Linked DNA regions of Homo sapiens: regions 2 and 3 are each linked to region 1. A link is a loop called in an ENCODE intact Hi-C map of the cell type or tissue named here. Cell type or tissue: PC-9. All regions are shown on one strand.

The links. Peaks named below come from ENCODE experiments on the same cell type or tissue, not always from the same donor. Only the 100,000 strongest peaks of a DNase experiment are listed, where the experiment ranks them.
Region 2: it touches region 1 in a loop (5-fold over the local background); 7 of 110 quality-filtered maps call a loop at or near these places.
Region 3: a loop joins it to region 1, with 8 times the contacts of the local background. A loop is called at or near these places in 3 of 110 quality-filtered maps.

What each region holds. Positions count from the first base shown.
Region 1 is chr16:84,781,371-84,789,370 of GRCh38, forward strand. LOC105371378 (a long non-coding RNA gene) reads left to right here and starts at 3,226. Exons shown (of 3, transcript XR_001752293.2): 1 at 3,226-3,945; 2 at 4,042-4,117. In PC-9, CTCF peaks have their summits at 4,151 (motif pointing left) and 4,377; DNase peaks (open chromatin) are centred at 4,981 and 5,291; H3K27ac peaks cover 410 bases.
Region 2 is chr16:84,838,744-84,846,743 of GRCh38, forward strand. It overlaps CRISPLD2 (cysteine rich secretory protein LCCL domain containing 2), which reads left to right. Exons shown (of 15, transcript NM_031476.4): 3 at 7,043-7,161. Among named protein-coding and RNA genes, the nearest start is that of CRISPLD2, 23 kb to the left of the region's middle. RefSeq lists an enhancer at 6,128-6,857 and a silencer at 7,640-7,876. In PC-9, no CTCF peak of the experiment used is centred here; DNase peaks (open chromatin) are centred at 1,358 and 3,288; H3K27ac peaks cover 1,784 bases.
Region 3 is chr16:84,848,140-84,856,139 of GRCh38, forward strand. It overlaps CRISPLD2 (cysteine rich secretory protein LCCL domain containing 2), which reads left to right. Exons shown (of 15, transcript NM_031476.4): 4 at 1,246-1,378; 5 at 2,429-2,544; 6 at 6,590-6,690. Among named protein-coding and RNA genes, the nearest start is that of CRISPLD2, 32 kb to the left of the region's middle. RefSeq lists an enhancer at 2,872-3,373. In PC-9, no CTCF peak of the experiment used is centred here; a DNase peak (open chromatin) is centred at 3,312; H3K27ac peaks cover 1,025 bases.

The DNA.
Region 1 (8,000 bases):
ACTCCTGAGGCTGTATTCGTGATGAACGTGTGGCTGCCCAAGTTTTGTTTTGCTCAGGCAGGATCAGCACACACCCAGCCACAGACAGGGAAGCCCAGAGCAGGGCAGAATATGGTCCCTCAAGTGAATAATTGGCCCAGGGATACAGAATTAGGTGATTCTAGCAAATCCAGACATTTTCTAGGGTGCCAGTGAATTTTGGGTCTGTCCCTGTTAGCTGTTCTTGAGATTTTGCACTCAACTTGCGATGGTTAATACGGAGTGTCAACTTGATTGGATTGAAGGATGCAAAGTATTGTTTCTGGGTGTGTCTGTGAGGGTGTTGCCAAAGGAGATTAACATTTGTGTCAGTGGGCTGGGAAAGGCAGACCCACCCTCAATCTGGGTGGGCACCATCTAATCAGCTGCCAGCGTGGCCGGAATAAAAGCAGGCAGGAGAATGTGGAAAGACTAGACTAGTCTTGTGGCCTCCATCTTTCTCCTGTGCTGGATGCTTCCTGCCCTTGAACATCGGACTCCAAGTTCTTCCGTTTTGGGACTTGGATTAGCTTCCTTGCTCCTCAGCCTGCAGACGGCCTACTGTGGGACCCCTTCTTGTAAGTCAATACTCCTTAATAAACTCCCCTTTATATATACATCTACCTATAGGTTCTGTCCCTCTAGAGAACCCTAACGCACAACGTTTCCATTTTATGTTGCAACGTTTAATGTTTTTGTAAGTTTCATAGTACGGTCTCCTAACTTTAGGTTATTTACTTCGGGAACTTTGCTCATTAACCTTGGTGCTGAGGCTACAGACTTAGTGATTTTCCTTCATTATCATTTAACATGCCTTTGTAGGTGGCATTTAAAGCAGTGAATGGTTACATTTTTAGTATGTTATAGGGAGATTTTCCTCGCATTTGTCAGTTGTTGACAACAAGACTTGGAAGTTCTCTTACAGGGAAGATGTCATGAAGTTTACCTGGTTGGTATGTTATTTGTCCACTAGCCAAGGAAGCGCAAGCCACTGTGTGTTTGAGGCAGGATGGAGAATGGAGGTCATTCTGGCCTCCACTGGTGTAACTATGGTTCAGCCACCCAAGTGGCTCACAGTGGCATTCTGCTTTCATTTCTCTCTCTCTCTCTTTTTTTTTTTTTTTTTTTTGAGATGGAGTTTTGCCCTCGTTGCCCAGGCTGGAGTGCAGCGGTGCGATCTCAGGTCACCGCAACCTCCACCACCCAGGTTCAAGCGATTGTTCTGCATGTGCCACCACACCCGGCTAATTTTGTATTTTTAGTAGAGACGAGGTTTCACCATGTTGGTCAAGCTTGTCTCGAACTCCTGACCTCAGGTGATCCAGCTGCCTCGGCCTCCCAACATGCTGGGATTACAGGCGTGAGGCACCGTGCCCAGCCCCTGCTTTCATTGCTTGATGTCATTGGTCATACCATCCTAGTCTAATGTGTGGGCAACGTGAGCAGGAACTTTGCAGTCAGCAAAGGCATCATCTTAGAATGTCTTTTATTTGGTGACGTTTCTGATTATTGCTGTCATAGACTGCTTATACTTGACCAGGCCAACTGGTTACAAAGTGACAAGCATAGTCCAAGTCAGTGGCTTTTGAACTATGGGAAATAACCCAATAAACCAGTGAGCTAGTATTGTACAGCCAACTCACGTTCATGAGTCAATGAGAATGAGCAAGTTGTAGCAGTGTGGACACAGCAGTCTCTTGGCTTCATTTCTCTTGGGAAGTGCTGAGTGCATCAAAAGAACTAAAAACAGCAAGAGACAGAAGACTCACAGTTTTTCTGGTACTTCTCTGGCTCAAGAAGGAAAAATATCTTGACTGAGCCTAGTGAAGACAGTATCTCTATACCAATTTCCTGAGGGTCAGTGGACTTAAAAGAGATTAGACCAAAATGTTAGTGTTTTTAAAATCCGTGTCTAGCAAGGCCAAGTGGTAATAGCCAACTCTACACGAAGTGTTTTGTGTTTCCTTTATTGTTTTTTGTTTGTTCGTTTGTTTGTTTGTTTTCTGAGACAGTCTTGCTCTTGTTGTCCAGGCTGGAATGCAATGGCATAATCTCAACTCATTGCAACCTTCACCTCCTGGGTTCAAGTGACTCTCCTACCTCAGCCTCTCGAGTAGCTGGGATTATAGGCACCTGCCACCACACCAGATAATTTTTGTATTTTTGGTAGAGACGGGGTTTCGCCATGTTGGCCAGACTGGTCTTGAACTCCTGACCTCGTGATCCATACACCTCGGCCTCCCAAAGTGCTGGGATTACAGGCATGAGCCAACACGCCCGGCATGTTTTTCCTTTAAAATCAGTCACAGCAAAAGTCACCGAGCAGACACTGTTCTGCCTTCTTCAGACATTTTCTCTGGCTTCCTAGGAATTGGGGTTTTTTTTGTTGTTTTTGTTTGTTTGTTTGTTTGTTTGTTTTAGTGTTATTCATCTTTTAGACTGGCCGTTCCCATCTTATTTGCACCTTTTGGGGAAAAGTTAACTTGCTCGAAAATGAAATGCACCCGATGGCATCTGCTGGCTTTACCTCATGGTGATGTTCCTTTATGAACTAGTGACCAAATGCTTCATTCTCTTTTCTGATTGTTTCCCTCCCTTTGCTCATCCCCCACCTCAGTAAGACATGTTACATCATTTTAATGAGCAAGTGTACATTTTTTTCCAGTGGGACTCAAATTGTACGTTTGCTTCTTGGTCGTACATGCATTTTGTTTCACGGATTTAGTTGTGTCTCCTGTTGTTCTGTGGTCAGGATACGGGATCATTTGCTAGGCACTGATTTGCTGAACACAGTAGTATTTCGTTGAGTGGCCCTTCCTTGGAAACAACTGGCAAGTAAGCAAACCTGGAAATCACTGTTCTGTGCTGTATTTTCAGTAAAGGGAATTTACACAGCGCTTGCTGCTGTGGGATTTGCAAACTATTTTATTTTGACTCTAGGATTTCACACAGTGATATGCTTAAGATATTTTTTATAATTTTTTTTTTTTTTTTTTTTTTTTGACAGAGTCCCACTCTGTAGCCCAGGCTGGAGTGCGGTGGTGTGGTCTTGGCTCACTGCAACCTCCGCCTACCGGGTTCAAGCGATTCTCCCTCCTCAGCCTCCCTAGTAGCCGGGATTAGAGGTGCACGCCACCACACCCAGCTAATTTTTGTATTGTTAGTAGAGATAGGGTTTCACCATGTTGGCCAGGATGGTCTTGAACACCTGGCCTCAAGGGATCCACCCACCTCGAATTCCCAAAGTGCTGGGATCACAGGTGTGAGCCACCGCGGACGACCTATAAAAACTTTTATCCCTTTCATTTTCTCATAGACTCCCGTTTAAGTTCTTGCTCTGTTTTGGGGGAAAGTGTTTATTGTTTGATTTTCTAATAACGAAAACATTAGAGTAGCTTCATTTATGCTGCCTGTTTCAAGCCAATACACTGCTCAGTTGTGTTTGTGTATTTGAAAAGTCCCCTGATAGGAACTTTCTGAGGGGTGCCTGTGTTGTTGGCACATTTGAGAACTAGACAAAATCTAACTCTGTGTCTTTTTTCTTTCTTTTTCCCCTATTATTTGGTTTTGTTTTTTTAACAACCCCTCTGGAGTGTGTTTTGGTTCATGGGATCAGGCCACGTGCCCTGGTTTTCGAGGTATAGCCTTGGCTTTCTTGGGTCGGGTCTAATAACCCTGACCTTGGACTTCCCACGTGTCCTTCAAAGAAAGCAATTATTTTTGCCTATTTTCTGAGTATGATGGTATTCTCCATTTGATTTAACAAAAAAATTCTTCCTCTGCTTTAAAAGACTGAAAGCCTCCCTGTAAGGTGCTGATTGCCTTCCAGATCTGAGGACCCCGTCTCTGCCTCATTCCTCCTGTTTCCATCAGAAGACACAGGTCTGGGACTCAGCGCAGCTGACCTGTCTGTCCCTCTCTGCACAGGTAACCACTTATTTATTGCTGCTTAAAGTAGAGCTTCTGATACCCATGGGGCTGGCAAGAGACCCTGACATTCTTGTCTTATTTTATCACATACAGTTTACTCCTGGGCTCTGCAGAGAGAAGTCAGTGCCTCAATTTTCCATTGAAATATGCACCCTTGGCATCCTGGCAGGTGAGCGGCGCCCCCTTAGGGCTAATACAGTGACATAAAATGTGTCATATTTTTGGCTGTGTGGTGGCTCATGCCTGTGATCCCCACACTTTGGGTGGCTGAGGCAGGCTGACTGCCTGAACTCGGGAGTTGGAGACCAGCCTGGCCAACATGGTGAAACCCCATCTCTACTAAAAATACAAAAATTAGCCAGGCATGGTGGCATGCACCTGTAGTCCCAGCTACTTGGGAGACTGAGGCAGGAAAATCCCTTGAACCCGGGAGGCAGAGGTTGCAGTGATCTGAGATTGCGCCACTGCACTCCAGCCTGGGCGACCGAGTGACACTTGGTCTCAAAAAAAAATTAATTGTCATATTTTTGAAAAAGTATATTAGCTTTGCAATGAGTAAAGTTCACTCTCTAGGAAGATGTCCCTGTTTCCTGTGGCTACAAATGCTCCCTGCCACACTGGGAGGCCGCACCTCACTGCGCCGGAGTGCAGTCTTCAGTGGGGTCCTCTGCTGTGACCGAAAGAAGGGTGCAGCCGGGCCTGCTTCCAAGGCTAGGGTCTGAGACCTGGAGTGTGTCCATGGATATCAGATGTTGAGCTACAGGGGACCGGCAGCCCACAGCAGCACCCTCGGTGGCTACCTTAGGGTGTTCCTGTGGGCCTCCCCCCACCAGCACCTCCCTCCAGCTTTCCTGCCTCCATCCCCCCTCCAGGACACTTCCTCCTCTGGCTAAAGGTTTGGCACCTTTCATTTGAGAGAGATTAACAGCAAACACACAGGGCTTTCTGCAGGCCAGGGCTGCTGCTGAGCTTTTGCCAGGCATTTGGTCCTCTGCCAAGCCCATGCATAGTTTCTGTCTACATTGTGCAGTTGGGGACTTGGCACCTGCCCAGCACCTATGCTTGGGGCCCCTCCTCTGTGCTGCAGGCGGGTGTTCACACCCTTTCATACCCGCTGTCATCTCCCTGCAGCCCACCCTGCTTGACGAGGTCATCACTGGTGCTTAGGAGTAAACTGGAATGGCAGACAGAGCCCAGTGGATATTGCAGAGGAACAGAAGGAAAAAGATGTGCATGACGCCTCAGTGCTTGCAGCATTAAAGCAAAAAAAAAAAAAAGAGCAAAGTAGCACAGTGATTAAATAGTCGGGTGCCTGCATTCCATCCTCACCTGCTGTGAACCAGCCACATGACCTTGGACAGGTGGCCTGGTGCCTCCTCTGGGTAGTGGCTGGGAGTGGCACTGTCACCTAGGCCCTGTCACCTAGGCCCAGGGGCAGGAGTAAGCAAGGTAGCAGGTGTGATCCATTAGCACAGCTGATGCTCAGTCACGGTGGCCCTGGCACTCCTCAGAGGGCCCCTGCCATGCCTGGGGGAGGAGGGGCTGCAGTCCGTGCCCAGTGAATGTACCACCTGCCTGACATCGCAGCGTCCACTCTGGCAGATGCGACACCACGCCTAGTGAGGTCTGAACAGGGACCCTCAGCAGTGCGCCCACAGGTGCACATGAGTGATGACCATAGCTGCCCGCTGGTTGTGCCCTCCTGGGCAGGAAGCACACCAGGGAGCCCTGGCAGAGCAGGCCCTTAGGGAGCACCCAGGAGGGCCTGGGGCTGGGGCCTCGATTCTGGGCAGCCAGCCTTCGGGACCTTGGTCACGCGCCTACCTGGACCTCTGCCCCTGCCTGCCCTATCCCTCATTAGAATCCCAGCCCTCCTGGCTGTTCTGGGTACTCTGATCAAGCCAGACAGTGCTAGTTCAGCACTGAGAGAGTGTGTCCTGTCTGGTCAGGGACCACCAGGGTAGACAGACATTCACTCCTAAGTTCCCACCGAAAAACAGCACGAGGGTATATTGGGCAACCAGGTGAAGACTGTTCCAGAGCCAGTTATCCCAGAGGAGCTAGGAAGCCTTTCCCTCTGCTGTCTTCCTTTTACTCAGACACGTCCTCCAGAGCTGGCTGCATGTGCATTCCCTCTGCTTTCCTGGAAGTCCCCTCCTTTCCATCTACAATGGGACTTTTAAAAATACTCACAGTCACTAGTGCACAAGAAGAACCATTCAAAGCCGGCATCCAACCTCAGATTTGCAGCAACCTAAGATTTGTTTGCAAAGGAATAGAACGATAAAGCTTCAACCCACCCACGTTTATAACTGAGAAGAAAACACACACTTCATTTGGTAAATACAGCAAACAACTGAAAGTATGCTTTGACTCTGTATTGAGGCCAGTTAGGGGATGGAAAGGGTGAGGCTAAGCAGGTAAAGGAAATGGAAGAGAAGGTCAGGAGAAGGAAAATGTGAGCTAGGCAGGCGGCTCATGCCTGTAATCCCAACACTCTGGGAGCCCAAGGCAGGAGGATCATTTGAGTCCAGGAGTTTGACCCCAGCCTGGGTGAAATAATGAGACTTTGTCTCTACTAAAAAAAAAAAAAAAAAAAAAGTTAAAAACAGTAATAAAAGGAAAATGTAGAGGGGAGAAGCAACTGAGAAGAGAGGGGAGAGTGAGAAGGAATGAGCAGGGAGGTGGAGGGCGTGGGGGTGGCTTTGTTTTGGCCTCATCTTTCCAGGGAGACAGCCCTGTGGCGATGGCCAGGCCACGATGCTAGGCTGCTCTTGGTCATTACCAGCCCCTGAAATCAGCGTCCTCAACCCTAGCCCTGTCATCTCTGCTGGGAGTGGGTCTCTATTTCTTTTCTGCAATTTACATTTAAAGCAGAGTTTACCCTGGAATTCTGAAGGTTTCGGTGTTGAGGTATGGTTTGCATTTTAGAAATTCATTTTGGAAATGTGAAGATGTCTTCTATGCGGCTTGAAAGCCCGTCTGACGTTCACAAGCTGTATGGCTCAGGTCTTCAGTGCCTGAAGGTTATACAGCAAACCCACCTTGACTTTGACTTCGGAGTCTTTTCCTCCTGAAGCCAAATCTGTTTCAGCATTCTGGTCTCGTTAATTCTCATGGTGACAGTATATTAATATGAGCCAAAGAGAAAATAAAATTCACTGAAAGAAAATAAGGCTGAGCCTCATTACGCCTGTAATCCCAGCACTTTGGGAGGCCGAGGCGGGTGGATCATCTGAGGTCAGGAGTTCAAGACCAGCCTGGCCAACATGGTGAAACCCCCGTCTCTACGAAAAATACAAAAATTAGCCAGGAGTGGTGGCACACGCCTGTAATCCCAGCTACTCTGGTGGCTGAGGCAGGAAAATCTCTTGAACCTGGGAGGCTGAGGTTGCAGTGAGCTGAGATTGCGCCACTGCACTCCAGCCTGGGCGACAGAGTGAGACTCCATCTCAAAAAAAAAAAAAAAGAGAGAAAATGAGAATAAATAAGCAGCCATTCCACCTCTTGGGTCAAAGCTTCCAAATTTGCTTTTTCTCCAAGGAGTGGCAGCCACAGCAAAACATCTTCTGCAGCGTCTGGCCAGGGCGTTACTCCAGCCCAGTTTTGCCCTGGACTAGATTGAGTCAGGTCGTGCATGGAACGCAAGCACAAACCACGGTCAGCTCCTCGAGACTGACCCACTGGCCCACTGAGCAGAGGAGCCCCTGGGTCTCTGGACGCTGCCCAGTTGTTGACATCCTGAGGCAGGTTTGCGGCTGATGGAGCAACAGGGACGGGCTGGGCCCGGCACCTTTTTCACGGAAATGATGAGCTCTGGACAGCAGTGATGCCAGGGCCCATAAAGCCTCAGGCGCCCGTCATTGCTGCTGCCTGCGTGTGCTCGCTCACCGCGACGGCGGCGGGCTGGAGGAAGCTGTGCAAGAGCCAAGTGTCTACCATGAGTCTGCATGTTCATATGGTTCAGATTTGCCTTGGAATCCCCGCGAGCCAAACTCTTTCATTTCACTTAGTAAAAGGGATGCATTGACTCAGATGTTCTGTCCTATTTA
Region 2 (8,000 bases), 57 kb after region 1:
CGGCTCCGGCCGCAGAGGCTGGCACCGGGGGTGGGGCCTGGGCCACCAGCCTGCTCTGTTCCCCAGCCAGCTCTGTTCCCCAGCCAGTGCGTGTGATGGCTGGCTCAGGGTCTCCTCTGGCAGGGGAGGATCCCGGCTCTGTTCTGTTTTGTTTGTTTGTTTTGAGACAGGGTCTCACTCTGCCACTGACGCTGGAGTGCAATGGCACAATCGTCATGCCCTGAAACCTTAGACTCCCGGGGTTAAGCGATCCTGCTTCAGCCTCCCAAGTAGCTGGAACTACAGGCATGCACCATGGTGCCCAGCTAGATTTTAAATATTTTGTGGAGATGGGGGTCTTGCTACGTTGCCCAGGCTGGTCTTGAACTCCTAGGCTCAAGCAATCCTCCTGCCTCAGCCTCTCAAAGTGCTAGGATTATAGGCATGAGTCACCCTGTCTGGCTCTGGCTCTGTTCTTAACATTCTGCCAAAACAACACACGTGGGTTCCCTGTGCAGAGCCTGCCTCGTTGCCTTCATGTCACTCTTGGTAGCTCCACTGGGAACACAGCTCTCAGCCTTTCCCACCTGGAGGCAGAGTGGGGAGGGGCCCAGGGCTGGGCTTTGCTGATGCTGATCTCAGCTGTGCCACACGCTAGCTGCACCACCCTGACTTCTCCTTAGCCCGTGTGAGCCTCACTTTCCACTTGGAGAGTCCTTCCTCGCGTGGTTGCCATGACTGTGAGATAAGTCGAGGCTGTGAAGGGCCCGGCACAGACTGACCCTGCCTCCCCAACCCCTAGGCTTTGCTAACCGGGAAAGGAGCTAACGGTGACAGAAGACAGCCAAGGTCAACCCTCCCGGGTGATTGTGATGGGTGTTCCAGGTGTGGTTGGGCGATGCTGCTACTTGACCCCAAGCTCCAGTGTGGAAACTTCCTTCCTGGCTGGTTTTCCAGAACTACAGAGGAATGGACCACAGTCTTCCAGGGTCCCTCCTCGTCCACCAACCGGGAGCCTCCACCTTGGCCATCCGTCAGCTATGAATGGCTTTTTAAACAAACCCACGTCCCAGCCTGGGTAACATGGTAAAGCCCCGTCTCTACAAAAAAATCCAAGTTAGCCGGGCATGGTGGTGCGCACCTGTAGTCCCAGCTGCAGTGGGACTGAGGTGGAGGTGGAGGTGGGGGGTGGGAGCTGAGGAAGGAGGATCGCTTGAGCCTGGGAAGTCAAGGCTGCAGTGAGCTGAGATTGCACCACTGCACTCCAGCCTGGGTGACAGAGCAAGACCCTGTCTCAAAAAAAAAAAAAAAATCCACATCTCCCCCAGAGTCTGAGTCTTTGCCACTTTGTGGGTACAGGCATCATCATGTCTTTGGAATGCACCCATGGCCCCCTGCTGTGATTGCTCTGAGAGACACGCTGCCGTCTCATCTGTGTCTTTAAAGCTGTGGTCACGTTCCTTTGCCACAGGCTGAGCTGGCCTGGGTGATGACCCGTGTCTCCCCCACAAAGCTGCCATGGAGGGTCGTGGCATGAGGGTTGAGTGGCTATTACGTGCCACGTGAATTGTGTCCTCTTTAATCCTGACAGTAATCCTGGAAAATAGAAAGTATTAGCACCAATTTGCAGAAGAGAAAACTGAGGCTCAGAGAGGTTCATCTTTAAAGGACTTGTACAAACCACACAGCTACAAATGTACAAATGGTGAAGCTGGGATTCAAAGCCACCCTGTCTGTCCCCAAAACCTGCACATAGAAGGTGCTAATACGTATTTATTGTTTCTGTTTGTTTGTTTGTTTTTGAGACAGAGTGTTGCCCTGTCGTCCAGGCTGGGGTGCAATGGTGCCATCTCGGCTCACTGCAACCTCTGGCTCCTGGGTTCAAGCAATTCTCCTGACTCTGCCTCCTGAGTAGCTGGGATTACAGGCTTGCACCACCACGCCAGGCTAATTTTTTGTATTTTTATTAGAGACGGGGTTTCACCATGTTTGTATTTTTATTAGAGACGGGATTTCACCATGTTGGCCAGGCTGGTCACAAACTCCTGACCTCAAGTGATCCACCCACCTCAGCCTCCGACAGTGCTGGGATTACAGGCATGAACCACCGTGCCCGGCCTATACATATTTATTGAATGTGTGGGTAGGAGGCTCTGCTTCTCTGCCTTCCACATACCTGATATTTAATCAACTGGTGAATTCTATGTATTTTTGAGTGCCTCCCGTGTGCCCAGCACCCCGTGAGATTCTTGCTATAAAGAGGTGGACAAAGCAGATGAGGTCCCCGTCCACACGGCACCTCCGGACTAGTGTAGCCAGGAAGTATTTGTGGAGCACCTTCGATGTGCCAGGCACTGTCCTGGATTCCCGGAAGAGGCATGATTATGAGTTGTGCAGAGTTAGATGAAGAAATACGGGGAGCTGCAAGAAAGAACGTTAGGGGTGGAAGAATCCTGACTGAGAGGGAGGAGTAAGGGTGGCCCACTCTGCGGAGGAGCCATCTCAGTTAAGACCTGAAGAGTGAGCATGGTTGAGCAAGCAAGCGTGCAGGGAAGGGTGTTCTGGGCAGAGGGAACAGAAGGTGTGAAAGCCACCACCGCCTCGTGAGTCTCTTTCCTTAACGGGAGAAAAGCTTCGGGTCTCAGAGGAGCTCTCAAAAAGCCAGCAGGGCCATGGCTCATTTCTGAGGGAGTGAGGCCATTGGAAGAGGTCAGAGAGGCAGGCAGGGGCAAATCACACAGGGCTTTGAGGCTAGGTGAGGAGCCTGCCTTTTTTTCTATGAGGAATAGAGTTTTGGTATTGCTGAAATGGGGGTAAAAAAGAAAAAAAAAGAAACAGGGTTTTTTTGCGGGAGAGGATGCATTTATGACTGTGAAGCACTTTTTTTTTTTGAGACAGAGTCTCGCTCTGTCCCCCAGGCTGGAGTGCAGTGGCGTGATCTCGGCTCACTGCAACCCCCGACCCCTGGGTTCAAGCGATTCTCCTGTCTCGGCCTCCCAAGTAGTTGGGATTATAGGTGCCCACCACCATGGCCAGCTAATTTTTGTATTTTTAGTAGAGACGGTGTTTGCCATGTTGGCCAGGCTGGTCTCAAATTCCTGGCCTCAGGTGATCCACCCACTTCAGCCTCCCAAAGTGCTGGGATTACAGGAGTGAGCCACTGCGCCTGGCTGTGAAACACTTTTGCTGCTGTGCGGTGTTGGGGATTGGAGGGCGCAGCAGGAAGCAGGGAGGCGGCTCAGGTGACGGGCAGGTGAGGAGTGACGGGGCGGTATTTGGGCGGGAGGCGGGGAGTGAAGAACAAAGAGCCGTTCCGGAGACCTGGGAGGCATTGCCCATGGGTCAGGGCTACACTGGTTTTCTGGCTGGGCTTTCTGTCTTTCTCCAAGCTCTGGACACACCGCACCGTGAGAAAGGCTCCTGGAAGCAGAGCAACCCTGCCCGGGGGCTGTTTCTGAAGGGGCAGAGCAGAGGCTGGAAAACCTGCAAGCCTTCCCTCAGAGTCACTGCGTTCCCTCGTGCCACGCTCCCCTCCTCTTCCAAGTCAGTTAGCCTCCCTCCCTCCCTCCCTCCCCGCCTGCCTGCCTGCCCGCCCTCCGTCCCTCCCTCCCTCCCTCCTTCTTTCCTTCCTTCTTTCCTTCCTTTCTTTCTTTCTTATTGTTTTTTTTTTGAGACAGATTCTAGCACTGTCGCCTAGGCTGGAGTGCAGTGGTGCTATCTCGGCTCACTGCAACCTCCACTTCCCGGTTCAAGCGACTCTCCTGCCTCAGCCTCCTGAGTAGCTGGAACGACAGGTGCGCACCAGCACACCCGGCTAATTTTTGTATTTCTGGTAGAGGCGGGGTTTCACCACGTTGGCCAGGCTGGTCTTGAATTCCTGACCTCAGGTGATCCGCCCACCTCAGCCTCCCAAAGTGCTGGGATTACAGGCATGAACCACTGTGCCCAACCTACGTTTTTCTTTTTCGCCGCCAATTTCTGAGAGCAGAGGGGGCTTGTTGGAACATGCTGTTGGGAGAGTTGCTTTATGAGAAATGAAAGGAAAGGGGCCATGGGAACGTTGAGACCCATTGAATCCGCGCATCCCTGGTGGCTTGGCCTTGGTCCTCATGGGGCAGGGAGGCCCCACGTCTCTCTGGAGAGGTTGTCAGCATCTGGGACTGGAGCTTGACTGAGCTGCGACCCCCAGGATCCCAGATGCTTCCCGCCTCCCGGTCTGGAGCAGGCTGGGTTCATGCTGGTCTTCTTGTCCCTGCACTGTGTGGTCCTCCCGGTTTCATGCAAGACTTAGTGCCAGTGAAAGGAGCTTCTTTGCAGCAGGGAAAGTCAGGCCGCCCGGGCAGCCCAGAGCAGGCCTTTCATGTTTTCCTGTTTGTTTACTTGGTGATGTTTCAGGATTGGAGCTGGGATCTGGGTCCTTTGGTCTAAAAGGCCGGCCTGCTGGGGAGGCTGAGCCTTCATGGATGCTACTGAGGCTACCTCGGAGCAAGGAGGCTGAAAGGATGGGGTGGCAGGGGCCCTGCCACTCAGCCCGGCACCCTCAGCACTGCGCTGCATTGCCCCTCTGCTCTGGTTCACACCCAAACAAGCAATGCAGATTTGAGAAAGCGGCTTGGAAACGTGGCTTCCTGCTCAACCCTGCCTGCTGTGGCTTCAAGCCACAGTCCTTTGAAACAGCCTTAGCACTGAAAGGTGGATTCTAAAACCCCAAAGAGTTGAGCAGCCCGTTCTGAGGTTTTATGAGTGGACAGGCTCTGGAGCCAGCCTGCCTCCGTCCAGCCAGCTCTGTCACTGGCCAGCTTTGTGACTTCGGGCAGATTGCTTAGCCTTTCTGTTTATATTTCCTCACCTGCATGATGGGAACAAGAAACCCTTTCTCATAGGGTTGTTTGGAGGAGGCAATGAGATAATGCATAAATCAGTTCCAAGTAAATGTGAATGATGCTGTTATCATTTAGTATATTGCACAGTCAGCATGTTGCATTAGCATATTTTAGTAACTTATGATTTTCGTGGGATGGGTCTGGCACTTGGTTACAGTATGCAAGGCAGGAAGAGCCCCCTTAGTAGCCAGACAAGAGGGGGTTGTGAAAGACTTCCTGGTTGTGTGACCTCAGGCATGCTACTTAACCTCTCCAAGACTCAAGGTTTGTTGCCCCTTGGCTGTTGAGGAGTCTTGCTGGGACACGGGGAGAGAGGGAAGTGAGGCATGCGGTTGTGTTGGGCAGGTACTCCCTGCTGGGGGGTCCCAGGGCTAAGACAGGACTGTCTTCCCTGAGCATCTGCTGTGTGCCCGGGGCTGGGTGTGCAGAGGGCAGGAGGCCAGCCTCTGCCTGCTTAAAGCTGGAGCATCTGTCGGGAGGACTCCAGGGAGGAAGTGCAGCGTCAGCTGCCAGCTGTGCCAGGGCTGCCTGGCATCTGTTCCTCCACAGAGGAGAAAGGACACGCTTGCTCTGTTCATGGAATTCTCTCCCCAGGAGTCATGTGTGTTCCTGGGGCCAGCCTGTCTTCAGAGTCTCTGCCCAGACCCCTGCTCAGGCCCCACTGATTCAGGATGGGCCGTGCTGGGAGGTGAGCAGGGCTGGGCAAGCTGAAGACGTCTCTTGTCAATTTCTTCTCATTGTGGTAAAGTATACGGACTATAAAATTGACCATTGTAACCATTTTTAAGTGTGCAGTTCTGTGGCATTAGGTACATTCACACTGTTGTGCAACCATCCCCGCCATCCATCTCTGGCACTTTCTTTTCTTTTCTTTTCTTTCTTTTTTTTTTGAGACAGAGTCTTACTTTGTCCAGGCCCGGCTAATTTTTGTATCTTTAGTAGAGACGGGGTTTCACTATGTTGGGCAGGCGGGTCTCCAACTCCTGACCTCAAGTGATCTGCCCGCCTCAGCCTCGCAAAGTTCTGGGATTACAGGCGTGAGCCACTGCTCCGGGCCCATCTCCGGCACTTTCTATCTTCCAACTGAAATGCGGCATCCATTCATCTCGGGGCCCTTCTTGCTGTGTTGCCCTGCGGGTGGCCAGTGAGAGTCTAAAATCCCCTGCAGGGGCCCTCGTCTGCTTTTCTTTGCAGGCCTGTGTGTCGCTGACGTGGATAAAGCCTCCCTGACTGCAGCCAGGCCCTGGGCTGGGCATCTTGTAGGCTTCCCCTCCCCATTACTGCTCACAGTGAGGGCCATGGACATACCCACATTACAGATGAGGACAGTGAGGCTCAGAGAGGGTAACTGCGTGCCTAGGTTCACACTGCCATTCCAGGACCAGCATTCAGAGCGCCAATCCAACGCCACCCGGATAATTGATTTCTAGCCCCTGGCCTAGGAATAGCATCTGATTATTACCTGCTGTGGTCCACACATAACTGCGTACATGGAGACAGCTCAGGGTCCAAGGTCCTGAAGACCTGGGTTCAGATCCTGGTTCTGTGACTGGCTGTGGGACCCAGGGAAAATGGCATTGCTTCTTCAAGCCTTGGTTTGCTTGCCTGTGAAATGGAGATAAGGGCCCGCTTCGGAGCCCCCTGTTAGAATGCAATGAAAAGGTTGGGGTAAAGCCCGAGGCCTGGTGTGCCTGGAACATGCGTAGTAAGGAGAGGAAGCCTGGTGTGCCTGGATCATGCGTAGTAAGGAGAGGAAGCCTGGTGTGCCTGGAACATGCATAAGGAGAGGAGACTGGGGTCATCGGGACAGGCTTCCAGGCCAAGACCGTCCCTAGAGATGGCTGCTGACCTTCCCTTGTCTTCCACACAGCGTGCCGTGTTACCCTCAGAGGTCACTCAGCATGGCCACTCCTGTTTCACAGACACTGAGGCCCAGAGAGAAGGCACCTGCCCAGGACCTCTGGCAAGTTAGAGGCCCAGCAGGAGGCCTGAGGATAGGCTTGGAGCCGGCACGTCTGGCCTGCCACGCCCCCCTGGCTGATTTAGGAACCCAGCAATACAGCAGCAGAGCATTGGCTGTAGGCTCCACAGGAGCCCAGGCTGGGGCGTTGCTGTATTTATGGTTCTTATGCCCCTCCCTCACCCTCACCTCCTGGTGCCCGTTTCTCCTTCTCCTGCAGACCTGGGATGACGAACTGGAGAAGTCTGCTGCAGCGTGGGCCAGTCAGTGCATCTGGGAGCACGGGCCCACCAGTCTGCTGGTGTCCATCGGGCAGAACCTGGGCGCTCACTGGGGCAGGTAAGAGCCACAAGTTCCTCTCCGGCTGCCGCAGGACCCCACTGCCGTGTGCCGGGCTCAGCACTTGTGCCCCTTATCAAGTTTAGCCTGCAAAGAGAGTGAGAGAGACCACCCGTCCCATCGATATTCTGGGAAACTGAGGCTTGGCATCCAGGAACACTCCTGAGTGACTGACAAAATGTATTCAAGCTTGGTTGGCTGACCCCAGACACTGATGATTGATTAAAGTTTGTAGTTTGGGTTTTCCTTCTTCCTTTCCTTCTTCCTTTCCTTCTTCCTTTCCTTCCTTCCTTCCTCCCTCCCTTCCTCCCTCCTTCCCTTCCCTCCCTTCCCCTCCCCTCCCCTCCCCTTCCCTTCCTTCTTTTCTTGACAGGGTCTTATTCTGTCATCCAGGATGGAGTGCAGTGGCGCAATCTCGGCTCACTGCAACCTCTGTCTCCTGGGTTCAAGTGATTCTCGAGCCTCAGCCTCCCAAGTAGCTGGGACTATAGGCATGTGCCACCACGCCTGGCTAATTTTTGTATTTTTTGGTAGAGACAGGGTTTCACCATATTGGCCAGGGTGGTCTCGAACTCCTGGCCTCAAGTGATCCACCCACGTTGGCCTCCTCAAGTGCGGGGATTACAGGCATGAGCCACCGCGCCTGGCCTGTAGTTTGGGGTTTCCATTCCATCTCCTGTGCAGGGTTCTTGAGTCCCCGTTCCTGTGGGGTGAACTGCTCTGTTCATGGTGGGTCATTTCTGTCTGGTTCTGCTCACTGTTTAAGGCTGAGCCAGGTTCCACCCTGTTGGGAAGATGCCCATTGCCTTCCCCGCGTCATCCAGCCGTCGGGAAGCTCA
Region 3 (8,000 bases), 67 kb after region 1:
TTCCCCACAGCCATGCCAGTGCCAGCCTTGAGTCTGCGTGACCTTGAGCCGCAGGGAAGCGGATGAGTGGCCAGCAGCCCTCTGCTCCTGCCTCCTCACTGTGTGCACGCCTTTCTGCAAATGCCGCTGCCCGCTGCCGTGCGCTCCGCTTCCAGACAGTAATTGTTACAAGACCTCTAACTGCCTCGACGACCACATGGCCCTTAAAAATGGTCATTTCCCCCGTGAGCATTTTCTCTTCATCGAAACCACTTTGTTTATACTTGCTGGTGACAGTGTGACTGTGGACTTGCCTCCAGTTTGGTTTTCTCCCTAGTTATTAAAAAAAAAAAAAATGGTGCCAACCTTGGCAGCCAAGGCTGAAGCAAGGGGGTGGTGGGCATGAAGCGATGACCCCACGGAGGATGTCCAGGGACAGGTGCAGCTGGTGGCTGCAGATTACAGGCATGCACCACCTCGCCCGGCTAATTTTTGTATTTTTAGTAGAGACGGGGTTTCGCCATGTCGGCCAGGCTGGTCTCCAACTCCTGACCTCAGGTGATCCTACCGCCTCAGCCTCCCAAAGTGCTGGGATGACAGGCATGAGCCACCATGTTCGGCCTTAAGTGCACTCACGTCTTCATCAGGTTTTGTCTTAGACAACAATATCTGTGAAATACGGGCTTCATGGGCTGGATAGTTTTTCTCCAACGTACCTGAAAATAAACACCTAATTGACATAAGAAAGGACTCATTACTTGGGAGGCTGAGGCAGGAGAATGGCGTGAACCCGGGAGGCGGAGCTTGCAGTGAGCCGAGATCCCGCCACTGCACTCCAGCCTGGGCGACAGAGCGAGACTCCGTCTCAAAAAAAAAAAAAAAAAAGAAAGGACTCATTAAGAGCCAGGTGAAGAGATTCCTGCACGTGCAGGTGGTGTATGAGCCACCTGAGGAGCCTACTAGAGACCCCAGGTGAGCTCCTCAAGGATAATGGTATTAAGCACCTGTACCAGGTGCTGCTGGAATTGAGGGTTATTCCCCCACCTCGGCCTCCCTCCCTCCTCGCTGCCCGTGGCTGCTCCTGGAATTGGGGGCTATTCCGCCTCCTCGGCCTCCCTCCCTCCCGGCTGCCCGTGGCTGCTCCTGGAATTGGCCGCTATTCACCCTCCTCGGCCTCCCTCCCTCCTACCTGCCCGTGGCTGCTGCTGTCTCCACTGGTGGGTGAGGGGAGGGGCTGGGACTGAGTGAGCGGTTTCTGCCCTGCAGGTATCGCTCTCCGGGGTTCCATGTGCAGTCCTGGTATGACGAGGTGAAGGACTACACCTACCCCTACCCGAGCGAGTGCAACCCCTGGTGTCCAGAGAGGTGCTCGGGGCCCATGTGCACGCACTACACACAGGTAACTCGGGGACTTGCCACGACCTCAGCCCTGCCCCCCAATCCCAGTCATTCACCCCCTGCCCCTGGGGGATTGTCAAATCTGTAAAGCCTCTGCGCTGTTGTTGCCTTCATTTTTAAAAATTCAGTTCTATACAGAGTACAGCTGGGAGAAGAAGCTGTTTGTTACCAGCAAGGTCAGAAACTGAGTGAGCACTACAAACTCTTTTTTTTCTTTGAGGCAGTGTCTCCCTGCTACCTGGGCTGGAGTGCAGTGGCATGATCTTAGTTAGCTTAGTGCAGCCCCAAACTCCTGGGCTCAAGCAATCCTCCCACCTCAGCCTCCTGAGTACCTGGGACTACAGTTGTGCACTACGAGGCCTGGCTAATTTTTGTATTTTTTTTTTTTTTTTTAGAGATGGGTCTGGCTATGTTGTCCAGGCTAGTCGCAAACTCCTGGGCTCATGCAATCCTCCCCGCTCAGCTTCCCAAAGTGTTGGGATTACAGTTGTGAGCTACTGCACTCAACCGAGAAAACTTCTATGGCAATTTGACATTGTGGGGCATTTTCATTGTGTGGGAGTCTGTTTGTTTGCTTGCTTTTTTTTTTTTTGAAACGGAGTCTCCCTCTGTCGCCCAGGCTGGAGTGCAGTGGCACGATCTTGGCTCACCGCAACCTCTGCCTCCTGGGTTCAAGCGATTCGCCTGCCTCAGCCTCCTGAGTAGCTGGGACTATAGGTGCCTGCCACCACGCCCGGCTAATTTTTGTTTTTTTAGTAGAGATGGGGTTTCACCATGTTGGTCAGGCTGGTCTCAAACTCCTGACCTCATGATCCGCCCACCTCAGCCTCCCAAAATGCTGAGATGACAGGCGTGAGCCACCGCACCGGCCCACTTGCTTTGCTTTTTAAGAAAATGTATGTATCTTCAATGGGTTAGGGACTAATATCTGCTTCCCCAACCCTTCACCTCGTACCTCTTTAGTGCCAGCACCTTATACATCCAGGCCAAATGATATCACCCTTTTGTGCCTTATCCCTCGAGCTGTGACACACAAATGTCATCTTTTCAGATAGTTTGGGCCACCACCAACAAGATCGGTTGTGCTGTGAACACCTGCCGGAAGATGACTGTCTGGGGAGAAGTTTGGGAGAACGCGGTCTACTTTGTCTGCAATTATTCTCCAAAGTAAGACAAGTTGATGCCGTTGTATGGGGTGGGGGTTGGGATGTGTTTGCTTGCCAGGGAGCACCCAGTGAAAACTGGCTTGAGCAGCGAAGTCTTTAATATCTCACATAACAAAGAATCTAGAGTTTAGTGCATCTGGGTTAGCGTAATAGCTAAGCAGTGTCAACAAGGACTCGGGTTCTTTCCGTCTTCCTGCCGTACCATTCTCTCCTCATGGTCCCAAGATGGCTGCACAGCACCAACATCACATCTCCCCAAGCACAAGGAAGGATGGTCAAAGGGCTCTCTCCTTAGGTCTTTTGCACACTGGCATACTTTCTCCTTATGTTCTTTGCCAGAATTAGACCAATCATAGATGAGGGGGAAAAAGATTGCCCCAACTGGCTTTGCAAGACGTCCTCTGGGACCAACTGAACAAAGTCAGAAGTGGGAATAGCTGCTGGCTGGGCAACCAGCATGGTCTGCCCTGGCAGTATGATTATTTTTCTCTGAAAACATGCAGTAGACAGCACCCTAGAAAACACATGTTCACACAAAGCCTAGCTTCTCTGTTTCCCTCCAAAGAGGGTCCACATGCGGCCTCCTGATCATGGTGCCTCCTCCGCCTATAGCATGCTCAGCTCATCAGTGTGGTGTCCAGCCCTTGACTCATTTGCTCATGGGACAAATATGTGCTGATTCTTGGAGAGTCACTCCCCCAGTTCATGGCCTGAGGTTTGCATGCTGGCCGCTGGCCACCGCCGTTCTTGCCCCGTGCCCTGTGTAGAGTGGGCCCCGGGGCATGTTTGCTCAGTGACTGAATGAAATGGGAATGACCTCATTTATTTGTTTTGGGTCAGGAGTAGTTATGAAAAGGTGGGATGAAGGGGGAATCGCTGAGGTTGGGAGGAAAAATAGAAGCCCTCTCAAAACCATCTGGTGTGCCTGCGGTGGCGTGGCGCGGCTCAGCAGCCCACATGGATGAGCGCAGCGGGTGTGTCATTGCCTGGGAGGGACGCAGGCACCATGCAAGAGCAGCAGACTGGTCCAAGGTGGTGGAATTCCTGGCCCAGTGGCAGGTGGTGAATGAGGAATCATTTGACTTGACTCTATAAAAAATAGACACTAGAAGGTCCTATCAGAAATGAAATTATTTCCTTCTGTAGCTGCCCCCTGCTTCCTTAAAAGAAGGAATAACCTCCATATGGTAAAATATACTCATCTGAAGTATACAGTGCGACACAGTCTCACATGCATTAGTCTGTTGGGGCTGCAACAACAGAGGCCACAGCCTGGGCAGCTTACACATCAGACTTTTATGTCTCACCATTCTGGAGGCTAGAAGTCCCCTGGACCAAGGGGTGGCAGATCAAGGTGTGGCAGATCAAGGGGTGGCAGCATCGGGCTCCAGTGGGAGCTCTCTTCCTGGCTCACCAACGGCCACTATCTTACATGGTGGTGAGAGATGAGGACATCAATCCTATTGGGTCAGGACTTCACCTGTTGACGTCGTTTAACCTTAATTAGTTTCATCAAGGCCCTGTCTCCAAGTACAGTCACATTGTGGGTGAGGGTTTCAACACTGGGATTTGGGGAGACACATAATGAAAGTCCACGGCAATAGCCCTCTACCCGTGTAACTACCATCCAGATGGAGATGGACAGTGTCTCCCATGCCCCAGAGGCTCTCTCGTGCCCTACAAAGTGCCCACCATTCTAGCATCTTTCCCATCGGTCTGTGGTGTCTGGTGTGGGACCTCATATGAAGGGGGCCACACAGCACACTCCCTGTACCCCCAAATGGTGTTTTGCTCAACATCACATTGGTGAGGTCTCCCCGTGGTGTTGCGTGATCACCGGTTCTTTCCTTTTGTCTGCTGCATATTACTGCGTGCTGTCCATGGCCTCTGTCTTAGAGAGAGGGCTTGAGCCCCTGGGCTATGCAGGACACTGTCCCAGGCACCAGGGTGAGGAGGGTGGCTGGGAGGGTGAGTTTGGGTGTGGGGGGGGTCAGATCCCTTGAGGGGGATTCCCAACCCGACAAGGGGTGGGGTGGGTGTGTACACAGAGGGCCTTGTGTGTGAGGGAAGGTACTTCACGGTGCTATTCAAAAATTAAGGAGACTGGCCAGTGCGGTGGCTCATGCCTGTAATCCCAGCCTCCTTTGGCCGAGGCAGGAGAATCGCTTGAGTCCAGGAGTTCAAGACCAGCCTTGGCAACTGGCAAAACCCCATCTCCACGAAAAATACAAAAAGTTAGCTGGGTGTGGTGGTGCATGCCTGTATTCCCAGTTACTTGTGAGGCTGAGGTGGGAGGATTGCTTGAGCCCAGGAGGTTGAGGCTGCAGTGAGCTGTGGTCACACCACTGCACTCCAGCCTGGGTGACAGAGCAAGACCCTGTCTCAAAAATTAAGGAGATTATTTGTCTGCAGGACCTGGTGCCCAGCCAGCCTTCCACCAATGCCAACCCTGAGTGTTAGGGTTGAGCTGGGAGCGTCAGTGGTGTGGTTTGTCTGAGGAAATATAGAACCGTAGACACAAGGGGAAACTTGGCAGGGGCAGTGGGACGTACCCACGACAGGGCCACGATCATCTGAGAAACCTACTGGGCTTCACCCAGAGACAGGATGGGCTCTGGGACCTCTCGGTCCCTTGGTGATGTTCTTTTTGGGGGAGTCATCCCGAAGACCCCCGGGGATCTGAACAGACGATTTCTGAGCAGGGATGTCTTGTGGCATGGCACGGACGCGATCATTCTGCCTCCGGAATGTGAGAGGGTGGAAGAGGCTGTGTGCACGTCATAACAGTGCCCAGTCAGACAGTGGCCAGCCCTGTCCTCCCCACACTGCACGGCCCACTGTCCCTCCCCTGCCCACAGGCCCCTCGGTGAGGCCAGGGTGCTTCTGGGGCCGCGGGAAGTTCTAGGCCACTCTTGTAAGGACGGATGCCTATCAGACCCAGAGCGTGTTTCCTGCCGTTTGTCTTTGGCCAGCACTGGCAGGGCCCCTCCCCATCTTCCCTGGAAAGCATCAGAGCGTTCCCCGCACAAGCCTGTGGATTTCCCCAACGCTCAGAGCACAGCCTTCCCCGTGAGTCAGGTGCCGGTCCAAGGGCTTCCCCACGGTCACTCCCTCAGTCTCACAGCAGCCCTGCTGCCGTGATCCCATTTTACAGAAAGGGAGACCGAGGCTGGGGCTGGAGGAGGCTGGCCGAGGGCACATGCTGGCAGCCTGGGGCCCAAGCCGGGGAGCCTGCTCTTCACAGCCCAGGAGCCGCAGGAAGGGCCTGGGGATTCCGCTCACCACCTCTACCTGGCCCCTGGAGAAAGCCTATGGTGCGGCCTCCAGTTTTCCTGCCCCTGGGAACTCCGGAGGGAGGCAGAGGGCAACTGTGACCCAAGAGGGACCTTTGATCCAGCCCCTAGAGTAGAGTGTGCCTAAGGCTCTGAGCCGGACAGCCTGTGTTCAAATCCCAGCCCCGCCACTTGCTTGTCCTGTGACCTGGGGCAAGTCACTTAACCTCACTGTGCCACAGTTTCCTCCTCTGCAAAAATATTGAATTCCAGCTCTTCCCTCCTGGGGTGTTGGGGAGATGGGGTGAGGAGTGCAGTGAAGGCACAGACCAGGGATGGTGTGTGGTAAAAACTGGGAAACGCAAGCCGTCTCTGGGACAGGCTGGCTTTACACATTTGAGAAATGGCTTAAAAGGGGGTCCTGGCAGCTTTTCAGCGCTAAGGTGTTGTGATCTAGGGGCCCTAACAGTGTTCAGAGCTGTGTTGGTGGAAGGGGGGCCACGGGGCTGACAGCCAGCCAGGGCAAAGGTACTGTGTGGAAGGGCATCTTGTAGCTCCCTTCTGCAGAATCGCTGGGATTCTGGAGCTCTCTAGACTCTCTGTGCACGGGAGAGGCCTGGGATAGCCATCTTTCCCGCTTCCCACAGCACACAACCTTCCCCCCTGACCTGTCAGTGGCGGTGTTCAGGGACTCACGTGGGCCTTGGAAGAGGATCAGTCCCGAGGCCTCACGTCGTGGTTCCCTCTGACGGTTGTTTTTGGGTCTGTCCTCAGGGGGAACTGGATTGGAGAAGCCCCCTACAAGAATGGCCGGCCCTGCTCTGAGTGCCCACCCAGCTATGGAGGCAGCTGCAGGAACAACTTGTGTTACCGAGGTAGGAAATTTACTCCCAACACTTTTGCAATGAATTTGCCCTCAGTCTGAGTCATGCGACAGCGTTACATGAAACAGGGGAATTAAAGAAGTCAGTCACCCCTCCTGGCCCTATTTAAGACGCTCTCAGCACATTCCTCCCGCCTCCGTGATGAGCTGAGCCTCATCTCCAGGGTCTAGGCTCAGCTTCCAGGCCCCTGGAGAGCCCCACTGCCCCGAGACATGGCTTCCCATGGGCATCTCCTGTGCCGGGCTCTGCAGATGCTGGACACAGCATTAAATGCAGACGCACTGCTCACCCTCGTTAGCATTCACAGTTTCATATAAAATAGGCCACGGGCTGGACATCGTGGCTCACACCTGTAATCCCAGCACTTTGGGAGGCTGAGGCAGGAGGACCATATGAGGCCATGTATTAGGGTTCTCTAGAGGGACAGAACTAATAGGATATATATAAATATGTATATATGAGTTTATTAAGGAGTATTAAACTCACGTGATCACAAGATCCCACAATAGGCCATCTGCAAGTTGAGGAACAAGAAAGCCAGTCTGAGTCTGGAGGTGGAACAACTTCAAGCCCGATGTTTGAGGGCAGGAAGCATCCAGCACGGGAGAAAGATGGAGGCTGCTCCCAGTCTCCACCTAAGTCAGTCTAGTCTTTTCACATTTTTCTGCCTGCTTTATATCCTAGCTGCACTGGCAGCTGATTAGTTGGTGCCCACCCAGATTACGGGTGGGTCTGCCTCTCCCAGCCCACTGACTCAAATGTTAATCTCCTTTGGCAACACCCTCACAGACACACCCAGGATCAGTGCTTTGCATCCTTCACTCCAATCAAGTTGACACTCAGTATTAACTATCACAAGTCCACCCCTTGTCAACTTGAACCCATACACATCTCCTGAGATCATACATAATCTTCAAATAAAGACAATAATAAGATCATAATTACACTAACATAATACAACCATCCTTCGTAAAACTGGAAACTCACCAATCCCCAACCCAAATACTATGACATAAAGTTAACAATACTTAAATGCTGATATGAAGTTAATAAATCTTATGTCCCATGATGAAGGAAAAAGGAAATAACATGAAGATATTTTCTTAGTACAAGTGTATACATGCACAAGCAAGTTTTTAACAAAAGAAGGAGGAAATACTCATAACAATTACAGTCCTCATATCTGCAACTGGTCACGTGGTTATAGCTGGTATTGATGACTACCTTCTTCTACTGCCCATTCTGTATTCCCTTTGCCTTCAGCAAGCACCTCAGCAGGTCATGGTTTTTTTCCTGGTGGA